Regions from separate parts of the Homo sapiens genome. Here region 1 is linked to region 2. The links are chromatin loops, found by intact Hi-C in ENCODE. Cell type or tissue: heart right ventricle. All regions are shown on one strand. Each heading gives the region's core, and the rest is flanking DNA. Links, peaks and the distances in the headings are about the cores only. Region 1 has its middle 150 kb from the start of SPATA18. Region 2 has its middle 220 kb from the start of SPATA18.

Region 1 (15,939 bases), core at 4,553-12,552, 63 kb after region 2:
GGCCTGTCGTGGAGTTGGGGTAGGAAGGAGGTATAGCATTAGGAGATATACTTAATGTAAATGACGAGTTAATGGGTGCAGAACACCAACATGGTGCATGTATACATATGTAACAAACCTGCACGTTGTGCACATGTACCCGAGAACTTAAAGTATCATAAAAAAAAGAGAGAAAAAAAGAAAACATAGTTACTAGGGAACTATAAGTAACTTTTCTAAAGTCACAGCTGAAAAGCTATGAAGATGGGTTACAACCTGACGTCTGTAGCTCTCCAAAGTCTGTTTACAATTACAAAGATTTGGATCATGATTTTTCAGGAGGATCTGGAAGCACTTGAGAATGGTTGAGATGGAGAAGATTTGGCTAAAAACAGACATGGTATCTGTCTTCATTGTAAAAAACAAAACAAAACATTTTTTGTTCTATTTAGCTATGGACTTAGCTCCTAGGAGGAGTTTCTTGGAAGCAGATTTTGCTTAATAGTAGGAATTTATTAATAGCCAGAGCTGCTGCACAGAGAAATGCAGAGACTTTGGCAAGCTCTGACCTTCCCGAAACATTCAAGCAGGGCCCAGAGTTCTTCTGACAACGATGTGGTAAAAGGACCCCCAATGTCAGGTGATGCACAAGCCCTTACTTTTAAGATCTCCTCAATGCTAAGATTATGCAATCCTAAATTAATATTTGCACTGAGTCTTATTTGTTCCTTATTGGGCCAGCCCTCATGTAGAGCCATGTCTTTTCTTTTTTTTTTTTTTTTTTTCCAACCTTTATTTTAAGTTCAGGGCTACATGTGCAGGATGTGCAGATTTGTAACATAGGTAAACGTGTGCCATGGTGATCTGCTGCACAGATCATCCCATCACCTAGGTATTAAGCCCAGCATCCATTCCTTTTATTCATGATGCTTTCCCTCCCTTTACCCCTCCAACAGCCCCAGTGAGTGTTGTTCTCTCCATGCGTCCATGTGTTCTCATCATTCAGCTCCCACTTATAAGTGAGAAGATGCAGTGTTTAGTTTTCTGTTTCTGCATTAGTTTGCTGAGGATAATGGCATCCAACCCCATCCATGTCCCTGCAAAGGACATGATCTCATTCCTTTTTAGGGCTGCATAGTATTCCATGGTGTATATGTACCACATTTTCTTTATCCAGTCTATCATTGATGGGCATTTAGGTTGGTTCCATGTCTTTGCTATTGTGAATAAGTGCTGCAATGAACATACATGTTCATGTGTCTTTATAATATAATGATTTATATTCCTTTGGGTGTATACTCAGTAATGGTATTGCTGGGTCAAATGGTATTTCTGCTTCTAGGTCATTAAGGAATTACCACACTGTCTTTCCCAATGGATGAACTAACTTACACTTCCACCAATGGTATAAAAGTGTTCCCTTTTCTCTGCAACCTCGCCAGCATCTGTTTTTTTTTTGTTGTTGTTTTTTTGTTTTTACTTTTAAATAATAGCCATTCTGACTGGTGTAAGATTGTATCTCATTGTGGTTTTGATTTGCATTTCTTTACTGATCAGTGATGTTGAACTTTTATTCATATGTTTGTTGACCACATGTATGTCTTCTTTTTCTTTTTCTTTTTTTATTATACTTTAAGTTCTGGGATACATGTGCAGAACATGCAGGTTTGTTACATATGTATACATGTGCCATGGTGGTTTGCTGCACCCATCAACCCTTCATCTACATTAGGTACTTCTCCTAATGAAATCCTTCCCCCAGCACCCCCACCCTCTGTGACGTTCCTCTCCCTGTGCCCATATGCTCTCATTGTTCAACTTCCACTTATGAGTGAGAACATGTGGTGTTTGGTTTTCTGTTCCTGTGTTTGCTGATAATGATGGTTTCCAGCTTCATCCATGTCCCAGCAAATGACATGAACTCATTTTTTTATGGCTGCATAGTATTCTAGGGTGTATATGTGCCACATTTTCTTAATCCAGTCTATCATTGATGGGCATTTCGGTTGGTTCAAAGTCTTTGCTATAGTGAACAGTGCTGCAATAAACATATGTGTGCATGTCTTTATAGTGGAATTATTTATAATCCTTTATGTATATACCCAGTAATGAGATTGCTGGGTCAAATGGTATTTCTGGTTCTAGATCTCTGAGGAATCACCACACTGTCTTCCACAATGGTTGAACTAATTTACACTCCCACCAACAGTGTAAAAGGTTTCCTATTTCCCCACATCATCTCCAGCATTTGTCGCTTCCTGACCTTTTAATGATCACCATTCTAACTAGCGTGAGATGGTATCTCATTGTGGTTTTGATTTGCATTTCTCTAATGATCAGTGATGATGAGCTTTTTTTCATATGTTTGTTGGTGGCATAAATGTCTTCTTTTGAGAAGTGTCTGCTCATATCCTTTGCCCACTTTTTGATGGGGTTGTTTGTTTTTTTCTTCTAAGTTTGTTTAAGTTCCTTATAGATTCTGGATATTAGCCCTTTGTCAGATGGGTAGATTGCAAAAATATTCTCCCATTCTGCAGGTTGCCTGTTCACTCTGATGATAGTTTCTTTTGCTGTGCAGAAGCTCCTTAGTTTAATTAGTCGGAATTAGTCAATTTTGGCTTTTGTTGCTATTGCTTTTGGTGTTTTAGTCATGAAGTCTTTGCCCACAGCTATGTCCTGAATGGTATTGCCTAGGTTGTCTTCTAGGGCTTTTATGGTTTTAGGTCTTACGTTGAAGTCTTTAATCCATCTTGAGTTAATTTTTGTACAAGGTGTAAGGAAGGGGTCCAGTTTCAGTTTTTTGCATATGGCTAGCCAGTTTTCTCAACATCATTTATTAAATAGGGAATCCTTTCCCCATTGCTTGTTTTTGTCAGATTTGTCAAATATCAGATGGTTGTAGATGTGTGGTGTTATTTCTGAGGCCTCTGTTCTGTTCCATTGGTCTATATATCTGTTTTGGTACCAGGACCATGCTGTTCTGGCTACTGTAGCCTTGCAGTACAGTTCAAATTCAGGTAGTGTGATGTCTCCAGCTGTGTTTTTTTCTGAGGATTGTCTTGGCTATATGAGCTGTTATTTTTTTATTTTTTTGACAGAGTCTCACTTTGTCACCCAGGCTGGAGTGCAGTGGCATGATCTCAGCTCACTGCAACCTTTGCCTCCTGGGTTCAAGCAATTCTTCTGCCTCAGTCTCCTGAGTAGATGGGATTACAGAGGTGTGCCACTATGCCACATATGGGCTCTTTTTTGGTTCTATATGAATTTTAAAGTATTTTTTTCGAATTCTGTGAAGAAAGTCAATGTTAGCTTGATGGGGATAGCATTGAATCTACAAATTACTTTGGTTAGTATGGCCTTTTTCATGATATTGATTCTTCCTATCCATGAGCATGAGATGTTTTTGCATTTGTTTGTATCCTCTCTTATTTCCTTGAGCAGTGGTTTGTAGTTCTCCTTGAAGCAGTCCTTCACATCCTTTGTAAGTTGTATTCCGAGGTATTTTATTCTCTTTTTAGCAATTGTGAAGAGGAGTTCACTCATGATTTGGCTCTCTGTCTATTATTTGTGTATAGGAATACTTTTGGCTTTTGCACATTGATTTTGTATTCTGAGACTTAGCTGAAGTTGCTTATCAGCTTAAGGAGATTTGGGGCTGAGATGATGTGGTTTTCTAAATATACAATCATGTCATCTGCAAACAGAGACAATTTGATATCTTTGTTGGTTTAAGTCTGTTTTATCAGAGACTAGGATTGCAACTCCTGCTCTTTTTTTCTTTTCTTTTTTTTTTTTTTTTGCTTGCCTTTTGCTTGGTAAATCTTCCTCTATCCCTTTTTTTTGAGCCTATGTGTGTCTCTGCATGTGAGATGGGGCTCCTCAATACAGCACACTGATGGGTCTTGACTCTTTATCCAGTTTGCCTGTCTGTGTCATTTAATTTGGGCATTTAGCTCATTTACATTTAAGATTGATGTTGTCATGTGTGAATTTGATCCTGTCATTATGATACTAGCTGGTCATTTTGCCAATTAGTTGATGCAGTTTCCTTATAGTGTCGATGGTCTTTACAATTTGGTATGTTTTTGCAGTGGCTGGTACCAGTTTTTCCTTTCCATATTTAGTGCTTCCTTCAGGAGCTCTTGTAAGGCAGGCCCGGTGGTAACAAAATCTCCCAACATTTACTTGTCTGTAAAAGATTTTATTTCTCCTTCACTTATGAAGATTAGTTTGGCTGGATACAAAATTCTGGGTTGAAAATTCTTTTCTTTAAGAATATTGAATATTGGCCCCAACTCTCCTCTGGCTTGTAGGGTTTTTGCAGATAGATCCACTGTTAGTCTTATGGTTTGTCTTCCCTTTGTGGGTAACCCAATCTTTATCTCTTGTTGCCCTTAACATTTTTTCCTTCATTTCAACCTTGGTGAATGTGAAAATTATGTGTTTGGGGTTGCTCTTCTCAATTAGCATTTATGGAGTTCTCTGTATTTCCTGAATTTGAATGTTGGCCAGTCTTGCTACGTTGGGGAAGTTCTCCTGGATAATACCCTGAAGAGTGTTTTCCATCTTGATTCCATTCTCCCTGTCACTTTCATGTACACCAATCAAATGTAAGTTTGGTCTTTTCACGTAGGCCCATATTTCTTAGAGGCTTTGTTCATTCCTTTTCATTCTTTTTTCTCTAATCTTGTCTTCACACTTTATTTCATTAAGTTGACCCTCAATCTCTGATATCCTTTCTTCTGCTTCATCGATTAGGCTATTGATACTTGTGTATGCTTCACAAAGTTCTCATGCTGTGTTTTTGAGCTCCATTATGTCATTTATGTTCTTCTCTAAATTGGTTCTTTTAGTTAGCAATTCATCTAACCTTTTTTCAAGAATCTTAGCCTCCTTGCATTGGGTTGGAACATCCTCCTTCAGCTCGGAGGAGTTTGTTTTTACCCACCTTCTGAAGCTTCTGTCAATTCATCAAACTCATTCTCCATCCAGTTTTGTTTCCTTGCTGGTGAGGAGTTGTGATCCTTTGGAGGAGAAGAGCATTCTGGTTTTCTGAATTTTCAGACTTTTAAGCTGGTTTTTCCTCATCTCTGTGGATTTATCTACCTTTGGTCTTTGCTGTTGGTGACCTTTGGACGGGGTCTCTCTGTGGACGTCCTTTTTGTTGATGTTGATGCTATTGCTTTCTGTTTGTTAGTTTTCCTACTTACAGCCAGAGCCCTCTTTTGCAGGTTTCCTGGAGGTCCACTCTAGACCCTGTTTGCCTGGGTATCACCAGCAGAGGCTGGAGAACAGCTAAGATTGCTACCTGTTCCTTTCTCTGGAAGCTTCATCCCAGAAGGGCACCTGGCAGATGTCAGCCGGAACTCTCCTGTTTGAGGTGTCTGTCGACCCCTGCAATTACTGAAGCCTCAGTAATGGCAGACGCCCCTCCCTCCACCAAGCTCAAGCATACCAGGTCGACTTCAGACTGCTGTACTGGCAGCGAGAATTTTAAGCCAGTGGATCTTAGCTTGCTGGGCTCCACAGGGGTGGGATCTACTGAGCTAGACCACTTGGCTTCCTGGCTTCAGCCCTCTTCCCAGGGGAGTTAATGGTTCTGTCTCACTGGCTTTCCAGGTGCCACTGGGGTATGAAGAAAAACTCCGGCAGCTAGCTTGGTGTCTGCCCAAATGGCCGCCTAGTTTTGTGCTTGAAACCCAGTGCCCTTGTGGCATAGGCACCTGAGGGAATCTCTTGGTCTTCAGTTTGTGAAGTCGGTTGGAAAAGTGTAGTGTCTGTGCCAGAGAGCACCATTCCTCATGGCACAGTCCTTCACGGCTTCCCTTGGCTAGGGGAGGGAGTCCTCTGTCTTCTGTGTTGATCTCGCTGGGAGCCGCAGACTGGCCATCTTGTCAGCCACTCATGTCTTCTTTTGAGAAGTGCCTGTTTATGTTCTTTACCCACTTTGTAATGGGATTGTTTGTGGATTCCAACAGCGTATCAAAAAGCTTATTCATCAGGTTCAAGTAGGCTTCATCCTGGGAATGCAGGGTTGATTCCACACTTGCAAATCAACACATGTGATTCATCACATAAACAGAACTAAAGACAAAGCCACATGATTATCTCAATAGATGCAGAAAAGGCTTTTGATAAAATTCAACATCCCTTCATGTTAAAAACTCAATAAACTAGGTATTGAAGGAACATACCTCAAAATAATAAAAGCCATATATGGTAAACCCACAGTCAATTCATATGGAATGGGCAAAAGCTGCAAGCATTCCCCTTGAAAACTGGCACAAGACAATGATGTCCTCTCTCATCACTCCTATTCAATATAGTATTGGAAGTTCTGGCCAGGGCAATCAGGCAAGAGAAAGAAATAAAGCATATTCAAATAGGGACAGAGGAAGCAAATTTATCTTTGTTTGCGGATGACATGATCCTATGTCTAGAAAACCTCATCATCTCAGCACAAAAGCTTCTTATGCGGATAAGCAACTTCAGCAAAATCTCAGGATATAAAATCAGTGTGCAAAAATCACTAGCATTCCTGTACACCAACAACAGGCAAGCAGAGAGCCAAATCATGAATGAACTCCCATTCCAAATTGCTAGAAAAAGAATAAAATACTTAGGAATACAACTAATAAGGGAAGTGAAGGACCTCTTCAAGAACTGGAAACCATTACTCAAAGAAATCAGAGAGGAAACAAACAAATGGAGAAACATTCTATGCTAATGGATAGGAAGAATCAATATTATGAAAATGGCCATATGCCCAAAGTAATTTGTAGATTAAATGCAATTCCCATTAAACTACCATTGTCATTCTTCACAGATTTTGTTTTGCTTTGTTTTGTTTTTTGAGACAGGATCTCACTCTGTTGCCCAGGATGGAGTGCAGTGGTGCCATCATGGCTCACTGCAGCCTCAACCTCCCAGGTTCAAGTGATCCTCCCACCTCAGCCTCTCAAGTAACTGGGACTACAGGTGCCTGTCACCATGCCCGGTTAATTTTTGTATTTTTTTTGTAGGGATGGGGTTTTGCCATGTTGGCCAGGCTGGTCTTGAACTCCTGGTCTCAAGCAATTCACCCACCTGAGCAGGGGATCCATGCTCCAAAAGTGCTGGCATTACGGGCATGAGCCACCGTATCCAGCCTAAATGAGGACTTTTCTAATCTCAGGTGATAGAAAGCCTAACTCAAACTGGCTTAAACAAAAAAATAAGAAAAATGGAAATAGATAGATATGCAGGAAAATATTGGCTCAAGCAACCGATGAGTCCAGAGACGGTCATGGCTAGAAATACCACAGCGAGAAGCCACCAGATCCAGAGGTACAAATCAGGATCTGATGTCCTTCTTTTCATCTCTCAGCTCTGCTCCATCTTTACTGGTTAGCTCTCCAACAGGCTCTCCTCTTATAAGAGCTTGTAGCATCACAAAGCTGCCAGAATTCTAGGGGTGACATCCTTCCAAGTTCAAAACCAGCAGGAAGAACAGTAGCAACGACAAAAGGCTAAACTGAGTGTGCTGATCCCAACATTCCCATCAAGTCCTATGATTCACTTTCATAAAGCTGGCTCAGGTATGTGTGAGCCTGGTACCTATTACTATGTCCAGAGAAACGGAGTGGTCCGATTGGCTTGGCTTAGGCCAATTTTAAATTCCCGGAGCCCACCCAGAACATGTTGACAGAAGTAGGGGAAAAATGGATCTTTTTACTCATTCAGAGAGCATTGCTAAGGACCAACTATGTGAATAGAACATTATGTTGAGCACCACGGAGCATACAAAGATGACTGAAAAATCAAAACTGTTGGGTTTGACAAATAAAGAAAAAGGAGATTCATTTGCCGTGAATGAAATTTCAGAAGTGGCTTAGAATCATCATTCTGGCTTTGTATTAAAAAAAAACCTTACTTTTCTTATACTATAAAATCAAGAGAACTACTCACTGATTCTCAACTGGGACAATTTTACCCAGTCCTCACCTCCCACCCTGCCCCCACCTTTGGGGGACATTTGACAATGTCTGAAGACATCTCCGGTTGTCACAACTATTGGTACCTTGTAGGTAGAGGCCAGAGTGCTGCTAAATATCCTACATTTAATTCACAGAACAAGACCTTACAACAAAGAATTACCCAGACCAAAAGTTCAGCAATGCCGAGGTTCAGAAACCCTGCTCTAACTCAACGCACATGTAAACATGCTTTTGTAATGTCTGGAGCCTTCCAGTACATAGGTGAGACCTTTGTACTGTAATAGCCAGTAGCACTACAGTACAGCTTTAAAACAGACATTGTATGCCACAGTCTTGGTAGGAAAGAAGAGTAGAGTACCAGGCCTGGGTTCTGGCTCATCCAAAGGCACCACTAGTAATTGCTCACAGGTGCTTAATCACATACATTTTTTTTTCATTGTTATTCAACTATCTCCAGCTGGAACTCATGCCACATTACCTTTCAGCTTCCATCCTGATCATGAAACAATCAATAACCCAGAATCACTAGAAATTCATACCTGCTGGAAACTATCTGGATAGCTAATAAATTGCACAGGGTTTCTGTCAAACACATATATCTAATTGGTCAAGAGACCTAACTTTATTTCAAAACTATTTGCTTGCATCTTAGATTGGTGTTCCAGATGTCAAGGACAGCATCCTGTTGATGATCTGGGAACCGACTTCACGCTCTCCGCATTGGGCTAGTTGGCCAGTGGTCATGTTAGGATTATAATTGAATTTGTGCTGTACAATCAGACATCACGGTCCAAAAACTTCATCAGCCTACAGTGAAGCTCTGCCTGTATTGGGTTAGCAAGTTTGAAGCAGCCCCACAGACTGGAGGATAGAACATGAAAGAATATGATTGGAATTGTATTATTTCAAGCCAACACTGCCTCATTTTGAATTTTTTAAAAAAATCACTTTGAGGTCATGTCCGTTCAAAAACTCCAACACAATCATTTTATTTAGCCAGTTTTGTCGACAAGGAAGCACATAAACCAATCATTTGACCAAATCAGCATTGATTTTCCTTCAACCAGTAGTTCTCAGCCTTGACTTCACATTGGAACCACTTATGGAGCTTTTATAAATCCTGGTGCCGAGGCCACCTGCTAGACCAATCAAATAAGAATTTCTGCAAGTGGATCGGGAATCAGTATGTTTAAAGCTCTCCTCGTGATTCAAAAGTGCCCCTCCCCACATTTTCATACTTCACACTTTATGTTCCAGGTATAATAAATGACTTAAGGGGGTTTAAACTATAAGCATGGCCTGAGCCACACCACCAGAGAAGGAGGAAAGAAGGGAGGAAGGGAGGATAAAGGGAAGAAGGAAGGGAGGGAAGAAAAGAGCAAGGGAAGGAAGAAAGAAGAAAGGAAGCCAGGAAGCAAGAAGAACAGAAAGGAAATTTGTCTCAGACCATTGCTGTAGGCTTATTATACTTGAAGTTGGGGTTTCATTTACATATAACTTCCTCTCCACTAACAATAAAGAAGTAGATCTTCAGTTCTCTTGTGCAGCAATAACTCTGGAATGTAAAAGTGGTTTCCTACAGTTTATGCAATTGGAAAAGAAAATCATAAATACTTCAGACCAGAGAATGTCGCCAATGTTGGAATAGACAATTTTCTGTATTATCACCTGTTTGCCCATGCTAATAAAAATATTCAGTGACAGCCAAATAGTTAGTGTGGTGGTAGAGGCCAGAGGAGAGACTTCTCAACTTCATGTTAGCCCATTTAGCAAAGCTCTAATAACTTCCAGACCTTTAAGTCAGGCTTAAAAATAGACCATAGCTCTGTTATGAGTCCTAGGCCTCTCTAGGGTCATTGGAGTCCATTGACAGCACCACCCCCTAAGCTCAGATATTCCTAAAGAAATGGAACATAAAGAGATAGGGTACACTTCCTTCCTCTCCAGTGCTAGAGAGTTCTCCTTCAGCAATTAGCCTCTTTGCAGGAACTAAAATTACACTTAAAAAGTCATAAATTCTCCCTGAGTTATGTTTTTGCAAGCTTAAGTTCCTAATACAAACTGTTTCCTGAAATGAATGACCAGCTGGAGAGAATATATTTTGGATTCTGCAGTCATGAAGGCCACATATCCATCTCAGCTTAGCTCCCCTTCTTCCTTTTTCCTATATGCTTCTTGAAGCCTCTGATGTCTCATCACTAAATTACTCACTGTCATTCCCAGTGCAGACAGGAATGTTTGGGATCACTTCAAGCAGGGAAGGGAGGTGGATGTCAGGGCTGATGTGGAGAGGTGTGGGGCAGGAGTTCTACTTGGCTGAGGCCTCCCACCCACAGTGAGTTTCATGTTTATACTCTCAACTTTCTCTCCAAATCATCAACTCCAAAGAGTCACAGAAATGAACGGACAGAATTCAAAGATGATGTTGCATTACCTCAACTTACTACATACCCCATTAGCAATCTACAGTGCCTGTAGTGTACTATGAATTAATTTTTTTATAAGTCCTGAATTGCATCATTACATGGCATTGCTTTTTTATGGGTTAAATGTGTTAATCTATTAAATGTAAACATTTAAAATATACAGTTTCTTAAAACACATCTGGATATGCCTGTAGTGTTAATAAACTGAAAACTCTGTAGTGGTCAAGGTCTCACTTAAATTCCGAGAGGCCAAGGTAACACAACATATAAGGAGATGGTCATTGCAGCCCTCCTAGAGGGAGAGAGGTACTCCACGTGGCCTCCTTTCTGCTTGGCTAGGGGTGAGGAGTGGTAGCTCTTTGATCTCCTACTTGTTGACAGAGCCACATTTGGCTCTCCCTGAAGCTGGCATAAAGGAGAGGCTAAATCCCTTTTGAGTTGTTCCTGCCCAACAGAATGCAAACAGATGGGCCTGGTGGGGAGAAGAGCCCCTCAGGAGAGAGGACTGCTGAATAACTCTGCCTGTGGGCTGCTGCCTCACACCTCCCCTGGTGAGTTACAGAGGCTGAGTTCAAAGGAAACACATGAACAGCTCATCCACTCTTTAGGATTCAAGTGCCGTTATCTTGAGAAGCTGAATTATACCTAGACCTTGAATTGAAGACCTTTAAGCACGTTTCTGTGAGTTGTTTCTCAGATGATAATTGAAGGTGGACAATTCTTTTCTGTGTCCTAGCAGCCTGGGTAGAGTACTGGTGATAGGAAGAGGAGACTGAGGCAGTTAGGCTAAATAATGAAAAAGAGCCAGTTCTACATTGGTTGTGATAATGGAGTCAGAGATGGCATGTTCCTTTCCTATTGCTGTTGCAACAAATGACCCCAAATTTAGTGACCTAAAACCACACAAATTTATTATCTTAGAGTTCTGCAGGGCAGAAGTCCAAATGGGTCTTCCTGCACTAAAATCAAGGTGTCGGCAAGGCTGGATTCCTTTGGAAGCTATAGGGGAGATCCTGTCTTTCTTGCATTCTTCACATTCCTTGGCTAGTGGCTGCTTTCCTCCATCTTCACAGCCAGCAAGGATGGGCCAGGTCTAACACTACATCACTGTGGTTCTATCTTCTGATTCCCTCTTCCACATTTAAGGGCCCTTGTAATTATATTGGGCCTACCCAATAACTCAGAATAATCTCCCTTATTTATAAGTCAGCTGATTAGAAGCCTTAATTCTGTTTCCAACCTTAATTCTCTCTTTACCATGCAATCTAATGTATTCACATGCCCTGGGAATTAGGATGTAGATATCTTTGGGGGGGTCAGAATTCTGCCTATAACAGATGACATGTATTAATTACAACTGGAGATCAAGCTGTCCTTTATTAACAGACATTTATTGAACACTAATTTGCCCCAGGGATATAAAGAAGAATTAAGAGTAAAAAGAGAAAAGCCATACAGGGCCCCAAAAGTGCTGGGATTATAGGCATGAGCCACAATGTCCAGCCATTCTGAGAATTTTAGATGAAATAATGTGTGTAGAGTAGGAAGCAAAATCAGACCTCTAGGAAACTTTAGTTTCCTTTCTCCTCCACCAGTCTTCACAGTGGAGAAAGAATGGAGCTGTCATCCGCTATGTTGAACTTTGACCTTTGCCCTCAATAATCGTAGTTAACAAGACAGTTGTCATCAAGAACTTAATCACAGAACCACATTGTGACATGAACATGGATTCAGACCTCCCATAAACCTCTAAAACAATCTTATCTGGATCATTTGAGGTCAGGAATTCAAGACCAGCTTGGCCAACATGGTGAAACCCCATCTCAACTAAAAATACAAAAATTAGCCAGGTGTGGTGGTGTGTCCCTGAAGTCCCAGCTACTCAGGAGGCTGAGGCAGGAGAACCTCCCGGGAGGCGGAGGTTGCAGTGAGCCGAGATTGGGCCGCTGCACTCCAGCCTGGGCAAGAGAGGGAGACTCCATCTCAAAAAAAAAAAAAAGAAAAGAAAAGCCATACAGGGTCCACCAACTCCATTCTCCAGGAACTTCTGGTGACAGTGATGGGGAGCTTCAAAGTATTTGGCTACAAACCTTGGGTGGTTTGTAAGAACTAAGCAAAGAGCTTGGCAAAATGAACACTTAAATTATTTTAATCCTTATTTTTCTTCTTTAAAGGGTAAAGATTTTCTTCTCATGTCAAATTTCCTCCTTCACTCATCTGCTTGAAACAAAATCAGCTCGTCAGTGTCTTTTGGATTTTAGGGAAGGTTCACTTCATTTTTCCTAGACAGAGCCCATCATTCTGCCAACCCCAGCGTGTCCTCAAGGTGTCATTTACTACTGATCACAGTCCTCCCCCCACACTTTCAGATGTGCCTGGTAGATTTCTGCTTTAAGATGCTAAGATTGGCTGGGTGAGATGGCTCATTCCTGTAATTCCAACACTTCGGGAGGCCAAAGAGGGAGCTTCCCTTGAGCCCAGGAGTTTAAGACCAGCCTGGGCATCATAGAGACATCCTGGTCTCTACAAAAATAAAAATTAAAAAATGAGTCGGGCATGGTGGTGCATGCCTGTAGTCCTGTTTACTCAGGAGGCCAAAGCAGGAGGATCACTTGAGCTCAGGAATTTGAGAAATTTCTGAGTTGTTGGCTTATTGAAATTGGCTTATTGGATATTCTTAATATCATTTCCTTGGATACAAAATATGTTCCCAGGAGAATTGGTCCAATAAAATAAAATGAAAGGCCAATGTTATGATTCATGAGATAAACACTTGGCAAACAGGGCCATCACCAGCATCAGAAAGCCTGGCATCTCTTGTGCAAGTTCCGGAGAAAATTGGAGCTTAAGAAAAGCTAAGTCCAAGCCTGCTTTTCCTAAACATTGTAGATTTGCATATGCTTGTGTGTACACACCACACACACACACCACACACACACACACACACACAACACACACAGCACACACACCACACCACACACATTCACACCATACACACACCACACACACCACACACACACACCACACCACACACAACACACCACGCACACCACACACACCACACACCCCCACACACACCACACACCCCCACACACACACCACACACCCCCACACATACACCACACACACCACACACACACCACCACACCACACCAGACACCACACCCCACACACACACCACACACATAGAACCGCACCACACACACCACACCACACACACAACACACACCACACCACACACAACCACACCACACACAACACTCCACACACATGCAACCACACCCCACAGCACACACACACACCACACACATACAACCACACCACACACAACACACACACAAACACACCACACACACAACACACACACATAACCACATCACACACACAACCACACCCCACACCCTACACACACACCACACACACACCACATGCCCCCCACACACACACACACACTCCACACACTGTTTTAAACAGTATCTGGGATTTGTATTTATCACGTAATACTGGCTAATTTGTATTTATCACGTATGGTAAGACAGACATGGAAATGACTGTCAAGAAGAAAGATCTTTTTTTAAAAAAAAAAAAAAAAGGTGGAGTCTCCCTCTGTCACCCCGGCTGGATGAAGTACTGCAATCACGGCTCACTTCAGCCTCGATCTCCTGGACTCAAGCAATCCCCACCTCGCCTCAGCCTCCTGAGTAGCTGGGACTACAGGCATAAGCCACCTCACCCAGATAATTTTTTTTTATTTTTTGTAGGGACAATGTCTGGCCATGTTGCCCAGGCTGGTCTCAAACTCCTGCACTCAAGTGATACTCCTGCTTTGGCCTCCCAAAACGCTGGGATTATAGGCATGAGCCACCATGCCCAGCCTGGAAGAAGTTTGTATAGGCACAGATCCCTAGATGCAGGAGGCACAGCACGCCATGCAGGGCCACGTGGGGAAGCACCCAGATCAACCAGGAAGCACAGGGAATGAGGGGGAAACATGAGCAGGAGGTTTTCTTGTGTGTTTTTTTTTTTTTTTTTGCAGGAAGGAAAGGGCAAGGTAAACTGGTTTAGGATTAGCCAGTCTAAATAATTTTAGGAAGCTATGGGACACAAGGGCTTTCCCCAGTTGTCTGGTACCAGGGCCTGGCATGATGAAGGCAGGTAGACAGTAGCTTGGTGTGGGCAAGTCCAGTAGAGGGTGTGGAGTCTGGATTGGTTGGTTTGCATTTCAAAGGCATGCTCCTTGACCAGTTGTTTGCTATCTCTAGGAATTAGCTAACCCTGGGAAGGCAGTTTCTCCAGGGTCAGCAAGGCTCAGATGTCAAATCATCAGAATACAGAAAATAAAAAAAACATGATGAATATGCACACACACACACACACACACACAGAGAGAGCAATGTCATCAGAGCTGGAACATTTTGCAGCATAATAGCACACACCAGGCAGCTGTTTAGTTTCTGGGCTGTTTTGTGTTTCTTCTATAGACTGCTTTTTCCCCTGACAGTGACAGTCTCAGTAGTGAATGTTGCTGCCTTGTCTCTGCATATACATATTGTTCCTATCACTGGCTAGTGATGGAAGGGGAGGGGAGGCAGGGGCTGAGGTTTGCAGGGTCTTCCAGGAGCTGCCTCAGCACTGAGAGAACAGTGAGATCTCAACTTGGTGTTAAGTCTGATAGGAAAGAAAAAAGGCCCCAAGACTGATGAGAATGCTGATGATAGCAATTCCTTAAATCATCAGTAAAAAAAGTTTGAGAGCTTAGTAGACACATATTTTCTCAATATCCTCAAGAGGCAAATAAGGTGTATAGAGCAGCCTTTGTCTTTGTTTGCCCAGCACTCACCTTCTTGCCACTTTCTGGTAACACTTGATCGACACCTCCCGAGCCGCATCATCCCCACCACCAACGTGGGCTTGGGACCCAGGCTAGGCCAATCTTAGTGTTCCAAACTCCTGGCCACCTGGACCTTCACCCAAGCTGGAACAGCCCCAGTCCTCTCCTGGGATTTCTCTTCTGGTAACTTCTCGATTCACAGAACTAAAATTAAAAATAATAACAAACAACATACTTGCTGCTTGATTATTAGGTGCTGGGCACACCTAAAGCATTTTACATGGGTTATTTCCTTAACTTGATCTTCACAACCAATCTAGAAGTACTATTATTATCCCTATTATGAAAAAAGAAGAGCCAGGTGCAGTAGCACTCACCTGTCGTCCCAGCTACTCCAGAAGCCAAGGCAGGAGGATCACTTGAGCCCAGGAGTTCGAGACCAGGCTAGGCAACATGGAGATACTGTGCCTCAAAAAAATTAAAAAGAGGACAGAGGCAAAAGGCAGTTAAGGAATTTGCTCATGGTCAAGCTAGTGAGTGGTGGAGTCAGGCAGTCTCCTGAATCTCTCAGCTGTTAACCATTATGAATATTTTCTCTGGAGCTGCTGGCAGCTGCATTCCCTGCTGTTTGGGAAAAGTTGATATACGTAGAAGGAAATGAATTGTTTCCACTAGGAATTGTATTCAGCTGCATATAATAGAAAACCCAGATAACAAAGGCTTAAAC
Region 2 (15,939 bases), core at 4,963-12,962:
AGCATTCTTATACACCAATAACAGACAGAGAGCCAAATCATGAGTGAACTCCCATTCACAATTGCTTCAAAGAGAATAAAATACCTAGGAATCCAACTTACAAGGGATGTGAAGGACCTCTTCAAGGAGAACTACAAACCACTGCTCAATGAAATAAAAGAGGATACAAACAAATGGAAGAACATTCCATGCTCATGGGTAGGAAGAATCAATATCGTGAAAATGGCCATACTGCCCAAGGTAATTTATAGATTCAATGCCATCCCCATCAAGCTACCAATGACTTTCTTCACAGAATTGGAAAAAAACTACTTTAAAGTTCATACGGAACCAAAAAAGAGCCCGCACCACCAAGTCAATCCTAAGCCAAAAGAACAAAGCTGGAGGCATCACACTACCTGACTTCAAACTATACTACAAGGCTACAGTGACCAAAACAGCATGGTACTTGTACCAATACAGAGATATAGATCAATGGGACAGAACAGAGCCCTCAGAAATAACGCCGCATATCTACAACTATCTGATCTTTGACAAACCTGAGAAAAACAAGCAATGGGGAAAGGATTCCCTATTTAATAAATGGTGCTGGGAAAACTGGCTAGCCATATGTAGAAAGCTGAAACTGGATCCCTTCCTTACACCTTATACAAAAATCAATTCAAGATGGATTAAAGACTTAAACATTAGACCTAAAACCATAAAAACCCTAGAAGAAAATCTAGGCATTACCATTCAGGACATAGGCACGGGCAAGGACTTCATGTCTAAAACACCAAAAGCAATGGCAACAAAAGCCAAAATTGACAAATGGGATCTAATTAAACTAAAGAGCTTCTGCACAGCAAAAGAAACTACCATCAGAGTGAACGGGCAACCCACAAAATAGGAGAAAATTTTTGCAACCTACTCATCTGACAAAGGGCTAATATCCAGAATCTACAATGAACTCCAACAAATTTACAAGAAAAAAACAAACAATCCCATCAAAAAGTGGGCGAAGGACATGAACAGACACTTCTCAAAAGAAGACATTTATGCAGCCAAAAAACACATGAAAAAATGCTCGCCATCACTGGCCAACATTCTTTCTTTCATTTTGACCTTGGAAAATCTGAAGAAGATATGTCTTGGGGAATGATCTTCTTGTGTGGAATCTTGCAGGAGTTCTCTCTATTTCCTGAATTTGACTGTTGGCCTCTCTAGCAAGGTTGGGGAAGTTTTCATGGATGATATCCTGAAATATATTTTCCAAGTTGCTTGATTTCTCCTCCTCCCTTTCAGGGATGCCAGTGATTCATAGATTTGGCCCTTTATATAATCTCATACTTCTCAGAGGTTTTGTTCGTTCCTTTTTATCCTTTTTTCTTTATTTTTGTCTGACTCTTTCATTTAAGGGAACCAGTCTTCAGGTTCTGAGATTCTTTCCTCAGCTTGGTCTATTCTGCTGTTAATACTTGTGATTGCATTGTGAAATTCTTGTATTACATTTTTCAGCTCTGTCAGCTCATTAGGTTCTTTTATATACCAGATATTTTGTCCTCTAGCTCCTGTATCATTTTATCATGATTCTTAGTTTCCTTGGATTGGGTTTTGCCATTTTTCTGAATCTTGATGGTCTTCATTTCTATCCATATTGTGAATTCTCTTTCTATCATTTCAGCCAGCTTAGCTTGGTTAAGAACCCTTGCTGGAGACCTGGTGCAGTTGTTTGAAGGACACACGACATTCTGGCCATTTGAGTTGGTGGAATTCTTGCACTGATTCTTATATATATATATATATATATATATATATTTTTTTTTTTTTTTTTTTGAGATGGTGTTTCACTCTTGTCGCCCAGGGTGGAGTGCAATGGTGATTCTTTCTTATCTATGCATGTGGGTGTTCCTTTAACTGCAGGGTAGATTGAGTGCAATCAACAGACTTCTTTTCTGGATGTTTTCACAAAGCCAAGGCTTTGTGCAGGGTCTGTATTTGAAGCTGACTTCTTGTCTTTGATTTCAGAGTGGAGTATGTTAGGAAGGTATTTTTAGTGCTGAAGTTTTGGGGTGTGATCAAGTAGATGGCACTTAGGCTTATTGGTCAATTGCTAGATTCTTGCTCAATTGTGTGGCTCCCCTGTGTTTCCTCATAGTTGTAGCTGTGTTCCCTCTCAATGTTCTGAAGGTGTTGGCTCTTCTCCCCCTTGAGTGCTGGCTGTAGTTCACAGCTTGGCACTCCTGGGCTGCCCACTGCAGCTCTGAGGTGATATCAGTGTTTATGTTCCTTCCCCAACCTGGAGCAGAAGAAGGGACATTAGTAGTGGTTGTGGCCAAGGGTCTTTTGCTTGAGAGATGTAGGTTAGCAGTCATTCAGTGCAATCAGCCCAGGAGGGAGGGTCTGTTCTGTGGGCCCAAGCTGGGGGTTTTCTGTTTGGTGATGAGCAGTAGGGCATGGGTGGGACCCATGGAAGATGGACGTTGGTTTGACTGCAGCTTGTTGGAGGTGTGGATAAGGCACTTAGGAACTTTGCTCCTTCATTAGTCCAAGGGTAGCAAGGGCAGTTCCACTACAAAGGCTTGAGAAAAGAGGTTTCCAGTTGTGCCTGGGGGCTTTGTCTAGGAAGTTATAGAGCTTCTAATGGCTTGATAGCCCCAGCAAGGGGTGGCTGGAGGCCCAAGCCTGGAGGAACTGCCCAGCAAGGAGATAAAGGAATGGGCACCCACGTGACAGTCTGGCCAATTTTGCATAGGGCTACTGCAGTATGCTGGGGGTCTGCTCCAGTCCCTAGTCACCTCGGATTTTTCAGTACCACTTACCTGGGCAGGGGAGGTTCCTGTGGTTTCATGTTGCTCCTGAGTGGGCTGTCGTCTTGCCTTGCTTTTCTCCATTCTCCATGGGTCGAGTTGTTTCCTTGATTAGTTCCAGTGGGTGTACCTGCATGTTTCAGTTGAAGGTGCTGTATTTACTCACCCTTTCCATTCCTCTCTGTGAGAGTAATGCATACTAGCTGCTTCTATTTGGCCATCTTGGCCACACACACCCCACTCCCAGTAACTGTATTTTAATTTTTAAATTCTGAGGAAACTTCATACTATTTTCTATAGTGCTTGTACCATTTTACATCCCCACCAATAATACACAAGGGTTCCAATTTCTTCACATCCTTGTCAACACATTATTTTCTGTATTTTTGATAATGCCCATCTGGTGGGTGTGAGGTGATTATCTAAATGGGATTTTGATTTGCATTTCCCTGATGATTAGTGATGCTGAGCAGCTTTTCATGGCCTTTGGCCAACTGTATATCTTCTTTGAAGAAATGTCTGTTCAGGTATTTTGTTCATTTCCTAGTTGGATTATTTGTTTTGTTGTTGTTGAGTTGTAGGAGTTCTTTATAGGGGTTATTTTCTGGATATTATACCCTTATGAGATATATGATTGACAGATATTTTCTCCCATTCTGCAGGTTGTCTTTTCACTTGTTAACCTTTTTTCTGTTTAGAAAAGAAAGCGTAGCTCACTGCCAGCACTTATTTAATTTTATATAAACACACTCTTTGAGGCTGATACAAATCTGACTGATTTTCAATGTGAAAATAAAATATAAAAACTGTCTTTAGAGTTATTTATAAACAGAACTCACATAAGAATTGTCTGATCATCAGAATCATCCATTTCAGGAAAATCAGATTCATCAAATGAATCTTTGGCCTATAACTATTCAACAACAATGTTAACATTATTTGTAGGAATGCTACATTTTCTAGGATTTGACATTTTTGGCAGTAGAGAATTACTATGTTTTGTAAATAGAAATACCACTACTAACTATCTACGAATGCTTTAAATTGAATGATGTCTTTTGTTTCCAAAGTCGATAGCTAGAGTGATGAGAAAATAATAATAAAAGCAAGATAGTTCATGGCAACGTTATCTCAGGGTAAATGCTGCTGCTGCAAGCACCACCAGTGAGTATTCTCAGGACAAATGGGAAAAGGGGTTAAATTATTCCTTTGCTGCACCAAAGTTTTAAAGTTTTATGTAAACCCATTAGTCTATTTTTGCTTTTACTGCTGTGCTTTTGGTGTCATATCCAATAAATCACTGACAAATCCTATGTCATAAAGCTTTTCTCCATTGAAATAAACTCAATGTCATAAAGCTTTACTTCTTCCTTTTATATCTAGATGCCTTTTATTTATTTTTCTTGACCAATTGCTTTGGCTAAGACTTCTAGAACTATGCCGAGTAGGAGTGGTAGGACTGGGCATTCTTACCTTGTCCCTGACCTTGGAGAAAAGGCTTTTAATTTTCACCATTAAGTATGATTTTATTGTGGGCATTTCACATATGGGCTTTATTATGTTGAGGTAAATTCCTTCTATTCCTAGTGTTGAGCGTTTTTGTCATGAAAGGGTACTGATTTTTGTCAAATGCTTTTGCTCTATCAGTTGAGATGATTTATGTGTATTTGTCCTTCATTCTGTTAAGGTGGTATATTACATTGATCAAGGATATTGGCCTGTAGTTTAGTTATAGTATCTTTGATGTTGAATACAGGGTAAGTCTGACCTCATAGAATGAATTTGGAAGAGTTTTCTCCAGTTCAATTTTTCTTTTCTTTTTTTTTTTTTCCTTCATAGAGCCAGGATCTCTCTATGTTGCCTAGGCTAGCCTTGAACTCCTAGGCTCAAGCAATCTTCCTGCTTCGGCCTCTCTAAGTGCTGGGATTATAGGCATGAGCCTCTGCACCCAGCTTTACTCTTTAATTTTTATTTTTTGAGAGTTTGAGAAGGATTAGTGTTAATTCTTCTTAAATATTTGGTAGAATTCTCTAGTGAGGCCATCTGATCCTGAGCTTTTCTCTATTGGGAGGTTTTTGATCACTGATTCAATCGTATTAGTTATAGGTCTGTTCAGATTTTTAATTCCTTCATGATTCACATATGAAACATTAATAAATACTCATATATAGTATTTGGAACATGAATATATATAACATTATATATGCATTACATTAATAAATATAGCAAGGTGTAGACAACTTTATTCATCAGAATTCCCTTCAGAGAATACTATGTGTGTTTGGAAGAAATGTTTTCATGAGAAAATTGGTGTAGAGATGAGACATCATAATCATGCTCAAACAGAAAAAGATGGTCACTGACTGCAATATCCTAACCTCCTAAGACAACCATTGACAAATGGCAGACACACAGGAAATATTTGTTAAATATGTGAACTATGGAGTATTGGTTCTATTAACTGGAGAATCTGTTACTTTGCTGAATCTTTGCAATGAGTTTTCATAGGCAAATTTGAGGGCAGGAACAGAGAAAGCTAGTTTGATCTGCCTAATAATAAAGGGTAGAAACATTTGAAGTTCCTGAGGAAATCTGAGAGTGAGAGAGTAAAAAGATAGGTTAGGTAGGCATTTGCATAGGCAGTCAGTCCATGGAAGAGAAGCAGAGAGAGAGAGAAAAGGTCATTCAGAGTGGAGAGTAACGTTGAAACAGGACTTCAGAGAGCATACACAGCATAAAGAAATTTTAAAGTTGCTTGCTGTAGGATAGTAATTTAAACACTTTCCTTTGTCTCTCTTTCAAAGTGTTTAGCAAAGGCTGCCTTACTTATTTAAAGCTTTTGGGTGAGTGGATTCTTTTGGGGTAACTCAAAGAGGTACTGAGTTCTCTGTCCATATCTGTACAGGGGGAACCCAGGGACAGCAAGGGAGCACACATGACTGGAAAAGAGAAGTGATATGTATATATGTGAAAGAATTAGAGAGAAAGAGATCCCTCCCTTGTAAGACAATCCCCTCTACTGGTGAACAGGGTTTCCAGGGATGTCTTAAAGTATAGGTGGCTCAAAGCACTGGTATTGAGTGAGTGGCTGCAGTGTCCAGAGTCCTTGGGCAAGCATTTGTGCATTTTTAGCTTTATTGCACCTTTCCTGGTGTGCCTTATTGAAAGAGGATGTCTGTAATTTCACACACTGATTCTGAAATGTATAAAAATTGCAGAGCTTGCAAACTTTGAGTTGCAAGAATGTTTCTTTTAAACTTCATATCGAAAATGAATCCTGTCAGTTTTATAGTTCGTCTATCCCTTACTCCAATTTTGAATTCTGTTATGCAGTCAATCCAGTGTGGTTTTAGGCTCTTGTGGGGCTTTTAGAATTTCATTACTCCTGATATGTGCACCTGCAATATACATTAAAGCTAAGAGGAAACAGCACATTTCCATTGCTTGATGTCTACATTTATGGCAAATGAGCACTGGGGCTGATTGAATTACTTTCATATTTAAAGCTGGCCCCATATTTCTGTCTTCTATTTTTAGTAGCAGTAGAGGGTACACTAATTTTCACAGGACTTTGCATAACTCCCTTTTTAAAAATTTGAATGAAGCTCAAAGTGGTTAATGAACAAACTATTTTCAAATATGAAAACCAAGGCATAGTAATGTCAATGAAAAGAGTCAAACTCTGTAAAATATTTGAAGAGATGTATTCTGAGCCAAGAGCATGGACCACGACACAGCCCTCAGGAGGTCCTGAGACCATGTGCCCAAGGTGGTCATGGTGCAGCTTGGTTTTACACATTTTAGGGAGGCATGAGACATCAATCAAATACACTTAAGAAATACATTGTTTTAGCTCAGAAAGGTGGGACAACTCAAAGCAGGGGGTAGGGGGGAGCTTCCAGGCTATAGGTAAATTTAAATATTTTCTGGTTGACAATTGGTTGAGTTTGTCTAAAGACCTGGGATCAATAGAAAGGAAATGTTCAGGTTAAGATAAAAGATTATAGACAGCAAGTTTCTTTTGAAGTCTTATAGTGGCTGCCCTTAGAGACAATAGATGACAAATGTTTCCTATTCAGACCTTTAAAAGGTGCTAGACTCTTAGTTAATCTTTTCAGGACTTGGGGGGCCTGGAAGAAAAAGAGCTAGCTATGTTAATAGACATTCTTACAGACGCAGATTTTCCCCCACAAAGGACAGCTTTGCAGGACCATTTCAAAATATGGCAAAGAAGCATGTTTTGGGGTAAAATACTTCGACTTTCTTCTTTGTCACATAATGTTATGCCAGAGTCCGATTAGAAAGTAAGTCACGATATATAGGGTTAAATAAAATCCATCTGATGAGAACTTATGGATTGTAGGGCATGACTCCATAGATCTCTTAGATACGAATTAGGGCAAGATTTAAAAAAATCAGAGCTTAGTCCTCAGTAAAATAGCCAGGACAACAAAATTACTGGTGTTGACCTACTGAGTTGCCACCTCCCAATTTATTCTTCCCTCTCTGACTGGGAGCCATTAATACTCTTAATCTTTTAATAATATTTGAAATATTCATTCTGTTGATGAAAAGAATCAAACTCTGTGAAATATTTGAAGAGATTTATTCTGAGCCAAATATGAGTGACCATGTCTTGTGACACAGCCCCAGGAGATCCCAGGCTACAGCTTGGTTTTATACATTTTAGGGAGACATAAGACATCAATTGATACATGGAAGATGTACATTGGTTTCATCCAGAAAGGCAGGACAACTTGAGTCAGTGGGCTTCCAGGTTGTAGGTGGATTCAAATATTTTCAGATTGGCAGTTGGTTAAAAGAATTTATCCAAAGACTTGGAATCAATAGAAGTGAGGGTCTAGATCAAGATAAAGAGCTGTAGAAGCCAAGGTTATTATTATGTGGATGAAGCCTCAGATAGCATACTTCAGACAGAATAGAGTGTAAATGTTTCTTATCAGACTTAAAAGATGCCAAACTCTGTTAATTATCTTCTGGATCAAGAAAAACCTAGAAAGGGAAGGGAATTCTCTATAGAATGTAGATTTTCCCCACAAGACACAGCTTGGGGGGAATTGGGGCAAGATTAAAAAATCAGAGCTTAGTCCTCACACCTAACCTCCCTTTCCTGTATGGACTATATCCCATAATTAATGAGGAAAAGTTCTCTCTATAGGAGCAATTGAGCCAATCAATGCATAAGGATGCTAGATTTAGAATGCACTTTTTTTTTTATTAGTGGGTATAAAAGGCTAATCATCTAATGAAATAATGGATCTAGGAAGTAACCATTAATAACTGCTAGCATTGTTAGGTCCAAGGCAGATGTCTAGATCAAGCTGATAGCACCTGAACCCAGTGATCAATCTTGACCTCAGCACATTAGCCATGTGTCATAGCATGTGCCTGTAGTCCCTGGGCAACAGAGAGAGACTTGGTCTAAAAAAAAAGCAGCCAGCTGAAGTGATGGTCAAAGGGGTCCAGCAAGAGAAACTCCAGAGAGCCCACAAATACACTTCAAGAAAAAGGAAGAGATCTATACACTCATCAAGCTCAAAGAAACTCAGCTTTAAGCTTCTGCCAGGGCCTGAGAGAATCAACACCAGATTTCATGGGTACCAGGAACACACACGTCTCCTGTCCCTGGTTCTCCACCCAAAGAGAATCAGGGAGGAAAGGGAATCATGGGCAGGTGAAACCATCGTGCAGACCCAAGCTGGTAGGATTGGGGAGCCTTCATTTTAAAGGAAATTTGAAGTTTTTACTATTTCATGTGACTAGACAGTTTAATTACAGAAGTAAGACTATAACGAAAATAAGCAGGTACATTGGGAGACCTGAGGAAAGCATAATTCCACAGAACAAGTTTGAATGGTGAGTCAGGGGAGGGGGTAAAGAGAGAATAACTGATTGCTTGCTTTCTGCTCTTGACCTTATGAGCTCTACTTCTGCAACCAACAATGTTTAACAATTTAGTGCTTAGCAAAGAAAAACTGTTTTGTTTTGGTCATCAACAACATATTGAGGTAGAGGTAATATTATTCACTAGACATCCCTGCAGGGAGAGCTTTGCATTTATTTGAAATAAATACTTTGATAACTCATTGGAGATGGAGAGCAAGACTTCCAATGGCCTATTTAAGCAACAAGGATGACACTAAGCTTCTGGGGAAGGAGATGGGGACAAAGGAACAGAACAAGAGAGTGAGAGAGAGATTGTACATTGTGCAAAGAGACCTTCTGCCCAAGACCCCTCAAATCTGTAGTTTACAAGAAACTCACTTGTGTCTGGTGTGAGCAGATACTCCCTCCTAGGAGTCAGTGAGGGACTAAGGTCTGACCCTCAGCTAGTCTATGTGATATCTTTGTACAAATTAGAAAAGGCCCTCAGGTGAAATAAATTACAAATTGGTGTACCCTCTGGGTGGAGGAATCACCTAAAACACCCCTTTCTCTAAACTCTCCTTGGAATGCTGATCTGGAGCTGGATTTAGTTGTCACCTTGCCCAGAGTCTAACCTGGTTCTGTGTCCAGATGAACAGCTGTCCTGGCTCTCAGCCCAGGTTGATGAGGAAAAAAACAGCACAAATGAACAAGGAGGCAAAAGACAAAGAAAGCTATTAAAGTCTAAGCCCCCTAGAAGACTTTCCAGGCTGTAGAATCAGGATTTCAGGCTATCTTCTATAAATCTTACAAGTCAATCTGGTCATACACACATCAACTTCCATCTGCTATCTCCATGGTTTATCTAATCTTGCCAAGTTGTAAGTAATTCAGGGGATAAAAATCTCAGGACTGTCTGCATCTATCACTGTTCACCATTCCTCACAACTGGATAAAAGCAACTAATCAAAATGAACTAATGAGCTGTGTGGCCTGCCTTGGCCTTTTTCTGGTCTCCTCTCCTCTCCACATTTGGGGCTTAGCCTCTCTCTGCTGGGTGGCAGCTCGAGCTCCAAGGGACACCTGCATAGACCAGCATGTTCAGGGACCCCACCAGCTGCCTCTGCACACTCCACACTTTGTGTACAGGAGAACCATATGGCAGGTCCCCTGAAAGAAAAACAAGGTGTGCAAGCAAAGAAAATAAATACAGAGAAGAAAGTGACAAAAGCAGCAAGCAGAGAAAGGAATAGGGGTTTGCAGCTGCTGGTGGAAAAAATGCAGGCAGCCGACTGGGCTGCATAGTTGCCTGAAAAGCAAACAGGGAGGTAACCTGCTAGCCAAATCTGTGTCTGAGGGCAAAGCAGGGTGTTTTCTTGGGCTGTGAGCCTGTGCCATCTCTTGTGGTCAGACGCTGGGTAACAACAACTTCCCTGTCTTGACATTCAAGCACCTGGGTGCGAGGGGAGATGCTCAAGAGGGTGGTCTGGGGGGAGGAATGTGGTGGGAGGGTGGCCAGAACTGTGGGAAGAGAAGTTTAACTCAAGAGGTGAATTCATCATGGGTGTGAGGCTGGAATCAGGAAGGGCAGAGGGAATGATGATTCAAGCCACAGGTCATATGAGGAAACACTCTCGGCTGTACTTTGGTGAGTGAGCCGAGGAGAGACCCAAGGTCGCAATGAGCCTCTCCCTGAAGTTTCTTCAGATGTGCATTTGGTGCAATTTCAGGGAATATTTTAGTCCTTAGAAGGAACTAGAAATACAAATGTTGTACTAAGAAGAATGTGGAAGAGATGGGGTTTGAGGGAGAGAGTGAAGATCAGTCAGTCAGGTGGTATACTGAAGATGTTATACCTCATAAAGGTATACCTCATAAAGGTATGAGGACATATAAAATGGGCTTCCAGACTATTCTTTGAGTGTTTTGCTCCCCACTCACTTTGCAGCCAATTAACAGGAAACTCCAGCTCAATTGCTGAAATAACAGAGATATTTATACACTCACACAAGAAGACTGCAGGGAGGGCTGTGTCAAGGTAGTTAATTCAGTGGCTCAGACTTCATGACAGACCAGGTTCTTCCTGTCTCTCAGCTCTCCCAGCATCGGTGTGAGGGCTTTGCTCTCAGCCCAGCTCCGCTGCTGGTGAAAGGATGGGCCCAGGATTTCCAGCAGCCATATCTAGACTAGGCAGGGTCCAGAAGCAGAAAGGAGATTATCTCTTCCTCCCACCTCAGCCTCCCAAAGTGTTGGGATTATAGTCAGGAGCCACTGTGCCCAGCCCATGCTTCTTTCTGAGTGTGAGAAAATCTTTCCCCAGACTGTCCCAGCAGACTTCCCTTCACATCCTGCTGTTCCAGTAGGTAACTAGTCAGACATGAGCAGTGCAGGAGATGAACCCCACCCAACCAGGAATGTCAGGCAACCATCAGGTAATAGTCAGGTGGTATTAAGCTGTCTCTCTAAAATAGTATTTGGCCACAGCCAGCGCCATGGAAAGGCAGTCTCCCAATAGAAAAACCTGAAACTGGTGATCAGCAGCTTCCCAATAAGATCTCAGGAGTTGGGCAAGTGGGCTTGAGCATGCACACTAAGAGGCAAAATGGTAGCATTTAACTGGTCTGTGACCTTCCTTTGGGAACACTCGACTGGTAAGTGAATGCCTCAAGTGATCATGTGCACAATTTTAGTAAACACATTGTGCATGAGGCCCCTCCCAAGTGCTGGCAGGCCACTGCTCATGCAGACAGCCCACCTCAAGGGAAGAATCAGGGGGGAAGTAACAAGATCTTAGGAGCAGGCCAACGTATAAAACCCCAAGTCAAAAGGTCAAACCATGCACTTGATCTCTCAAGATGCCCACTTGGTCCCCTTCCAAGTGTACTTTACTTCCTTTCATTCCTGCCCTAAAACTTTTCAATAAACTTTTACTCCTGCCTTAAACCTTGCCTTGGTCTCTCACTCTCGGTCTGTCCCTAGGTCAAATTCTTTCTTCTGAAGAGGCAAGAATTGAGGTTGCTGCAGAGCCATAACGATTCACCACCAGTAACACTACTGACCCGAGTTGTATCACATGTTCTGGTCCAATCCAAGACATTGGCAGGGGATGAGCTTAAACCAGAGATCAGAATAGTTTTTACATTTTTAAATGGTTAAAAAAAATCAAAAGAAGAATAGTTCACTGTATTTGAAAATTATATGAAATTCAAATTTCAGTGTCCATAAGTAAATAACATATTATTGGAACACAACCACACTGTCATTTATTTACATATTGTCTATAGCTTCTTTCAGACTGCAATGGCAGAGTTGAGCAGTTTCAATAGAGATATGGCCTGCAAAGCCTAAATATTGGCTATTTGGTGCTTTCCAGAAAAAGTTTGCTGACCCTCAGCTTGGACTTTTCAGACCCACCCTCGAGGCTACACCGGAAGCTGGTCCCCTTGAAACCATACACCAAAGGGAGGATAACAAAATTGGGCTTCTTTGGAAAGGAGAATGGGGCATGAAATGGACTCTCCGCCTCCCCACTGGCCATCATTCATTAATTGATCCAAGGCTAGGAATGTCCCAAAGCCAGGCCAATCTGATTTTTTTGAACTTGTAAACAGGGAAGGGAGCCATGCCCTCTCTGGTGGCTTGACTGTCAAATGTGAGTCAGAGAGCTGCCAATGGCCAAATTCCCACCACTGCTGAGGATACAGTTTAAGAGAACAGAACAGGTTTCAGAAACAAGAGCTGGAGAGGAAGAGATCATGAGCTGGCAGTGTTTATGTCCCTGCTTCTAGCTGTGCCTGAGGCCCAACTGCAGGCCTCATTGCCCAAGGATTTAGGAACTGAGCCAACACATTCCCCATGTCACCCATGAGAGTATAATGTGAGTATAATGGCTCATTTTTAGACAGATGGGACTCAACTACTCCAGGCTCCAAAGAATTTACTATCAGTCTGGGAAGCCAAGACTTTTACTCCTAAGAAGGGAACTAATATCCAAGGACCAAAGGATAAGCTTAGCCTGTAAGTGCCATAAGGTTTCAGAGTGGAGAGGGATGATAATGGGTTGGTGTGTTTGAAGAAAAGTGATGAAGGAAGGTAAATTTGAGAGAGACCTTAAGGTTAGGTCAGAACTTAGAGAGGAAAGAGACAGGAATCTCACAGCTGAAGAATTTTCTGGGCAGAAGCAAAGATGAAAACAAGCAAAGCAGATTCAGAGTAGGCCAATCTAACCAATTTTGTAGCCTGTAGCTGAGTCAAGGGATGTTGGAAGCCACATGAATCCACTGAAAGTTGACAAGCAGGGTCTTCCATGATGCCATTTGTGGGTATTATGATGATTTGTCCAAACCTTACAGTAGCTTCACTTACATATCTGGAATGTATAGTAAAATTCTGAATTCTCTTTTATCATGTGTATGCTAATAACCATAGGCCTATCCTCCTTAGAAAAGCACTATTGGTAGAGTATAGATTATTTTTAATGTCCTTCCAAAATTATACCTCAGACACTCAGCCAGAAGGACCAGGCTTAGCCAAACATTATTGAACTGAACCAGGAAAGCCTGCACTCCAAGTCTGTGTTTTTGAGACTTTGAAAAATGAAGCTGGGAAACTGCTTGTCTCCTAGTAATTATGATCTGTTCTCTACACACCATTCACCCTAATAATATTACTCCACAGGAAAGAGAGGGAGGAATGAAGGGAGAGAGCCAGTACCTATTTAGGAGGTCCGCCTGGTGAGTGTGACTTCTGACCTCTCTGCAAGGTCCCAGTCTCTTGTGCCCACTGGGAACCAGATTGGCCCTTGGCAAAACTGTGAAATGGCCGACATTTATCTTTCAGGCCTCCTATATCTATATTTTAGAGAGTTTTTTCTTTTTTTCTTTTCTTTCTTTCTTTTTTTTTTTTTTTTTTGAAAGAGTCTTGCTCTGTCTCCTAGGCTTGAGTGCAGTGGCACAATCTTGACTCACTGCAACTTCCGCCTCCTGGGTTCAAGCAATTCTCCTGCTTCAGCTTCCTGAGTAGCTGGGATTACAGGTGTGTACCACCACGCTTGGCTAATCTTTGTATTTTTAGTAGAGACAGGGTTTCACCATGTTGGCCAGGCTGTTCTTGAACTCCTGACCTCAAGTGATTTGCCTGCCTCAGCCTCCCAAAGTGCTGGGATTACAGGCGTGAGCCTCCATGCCCAGCCTTCATCTTTCTTCTAAATCATCTCTCTCAACTTTCTACCTTTCTCAGGCTCCTGGAGGCTAATCACTGCAATTTTGTTGCCAGGATCTCACACTGTAACATTATATGAAACACCTCATAGTGAAAATTATCTGGATTCTGCCAATAGCCTCTGGTTAGCCGTCCTCTCCCAGCTGCAGTCCCTGCAAGTCAATACTCCATATTGCGGCCACCTGAGCTTTCAGAATTGTAAACTTGATCCCATGACCCCCTCCCACCTACATTAAAACCCTCCAAGGATCCTACATTGCCTGATGAGTAAAGTTCAAGTTCCTTGCTGTGATGTAAAACAATGGTTCTCGAATGTGGTCCCCAGGCCTGGAGCAGCATTATTGGGTAACAAGGTAGAAATGTAAATTCTAGGCCCTCATCTGAGACTTACTGAGTCAGAAACTCTGGGGGTGGGGTCCAGAAATCTGTGTTTTAAAAAGCCCTCTAGATGAATCTGATGTAAGGTCAAGTTTAGGAAACACCGATATAGGCAATCACTGCCCACTGGCCCAGATTCATTGCCCACTAAACCCAAGATGCAGCCTAGGACTTAGCCCAAAGATGGCAAAGAGAGTTCACCGAATTTCCCGATTCTTTTCAGAGTTTAGTGGCTACCTGACATGAGGTGTTGAAGATAATGAAGCCTCAGTCTTAGTTATCAGGATAATTTGCCCCATAATTGATTAATGACATGTAAGAGATAGGGTAATGGCTGCCCGGTGTCAGGCACTTTCCATTCTAATTCTAGCCACAGATTTTCAGTCCCTGCAAATCACCAAGGCTTAAACTGATATAATGCAGATACCATCCAGGCAGAAAGATGTATATTTCAGAAGATGACTGCCTGGAGACGGTTGAGCCCTAGGGAACAAATTTAGTCCTAAGGAACCAATCCCTGCAGCTGGTGCCATCAGGACATCACTGGCTATGAATTTGGGGTATGTGGGTACCAGGATGGGATTTTGAGGGCAGAGGTTCTCTCCAGTGGAGCTGTGCTCTACCTCCTTTACTTTGTGTGCATAGCTGTAACCGATTAGTAGGGAGCCAGGAAAAGAGCTCAGCTTCGGGGCAGAAAGGAGACACCCCTACATGAGGCAAGACAGCCCTGTCATCTGTGGCTGGAGATGGATACTGTGGTGAGGCTCCTGCTCAGGACCCCTAAGTCCTAAGGGGGGATTTAAGTGCAATACTTAATTTTTCCTACATGAGAGGCAGAGTGCAGGGAGGCCAGACGGGGAGGGGCTAAAGGGACTACAGGAGCCAGCACAGCTGGAAGTGATTAAGGCCCAGCCTAGGAGGCCGTAGACAGGTAATAGTCTGGGATTGGTAGAGCTGCAGAAAGAAACCTTTGCCCTAGAAGTGTTTGGCAAACCCACTCTGTTATATTTTGATTCAGTGTCTGACATGGCTGTGGAGGTTTCCAAGTGAAAAATGAAAACTTCTTGGCTAGTTTCTTTACTCTGGAGATGGGGGCTCTTTCTGTTTGCCTCATATATGCAAAGGAAATATGAAGCAAAAATAGAGTCTAGGATTTCCTGCTAACCTTTTTCTTTTCCTGAAGGCTGGGGTTTAAGTTTCTTGCTTGGGACGGTCAGCTGCACTGTTCTTGATTCTTCAAGGCGTGCTGTGGTTCCTTTCCTTCGTCTGCTCTCACTTCCTCCCTTCACCCAGCTTTGTCCCAGGCCAGGCCAAGTGAACAGCTGTGATGGCAACTAAGCCTCTCTCTTGCCTTCTAGCCTGGAAGTTTGTTTCACACTTCCCTGGAAACTCTGAAGTTCGTCTTTTCTCCTGGACATTACAAATCTAACTCTTGTAACTTATTATTTTTTTTTTCAAGAACAATTACCTACCAAAGAAGAGAGCTCTTTATCCCTCTTTGTTACAGGGGGAAAGTTCTGCAGGATTTATTAACAATGATCCATATGTGAATGAGCTCCAGCAAAGCCTGAAATACTTCCCTTGTCAAAAATATACAAAGGAGAAGTACCAACAAAAATAGGCTTGTGTTTCATCTTAGATATTTCCACCCATGCAACTCTCGTGG

The links. A loop is a pair of places that touch in the nucleus more often than their neighbours do. Peaks named below come from ENCODE experiments on the same cell type or tissue, not always from the same donor. Only the 100,000 strongest peaks of a DNase experiment are listed, where the experiment ranks them.
Region 1: a loop joins it to region 2, with 3.0 times the contacts of the local background. A loop is called at or near these places in 2 of 110 quality-filtered maps.

The regions. Positions count from the first base shown.
Region 1 is chr4:52,197,383-52,213,321 of GRCh38, reverse strand. No RefSeq gene overlaps it. Among named protein-coding and RNA genes, the nearest start is that of SPATA18, 150 kb to the right of the region's middle. RefSeq lists an enhancer at 10,570-11,245. In heart right ventricle, for the core only: no CTCF peak of the experiment used is centred there; no DNase peak of the experiment used is centred there.
Region 2 is chr4:52,260,330-52,276,268 of GRCh38, reverse strand. No RefSeq gene overlaps it. Among named protein-coding and RNA genes, the nearest start is that of SPATA18, 220 kb to the right of the region's middle. RefSeq lists an enhancer at 6,548-7,144. In heart right ventricle, for the core only: no CTCF peak of the experiment used is centred there; DNase peaks (open chromatin) are centred at 9,345 and 10,177.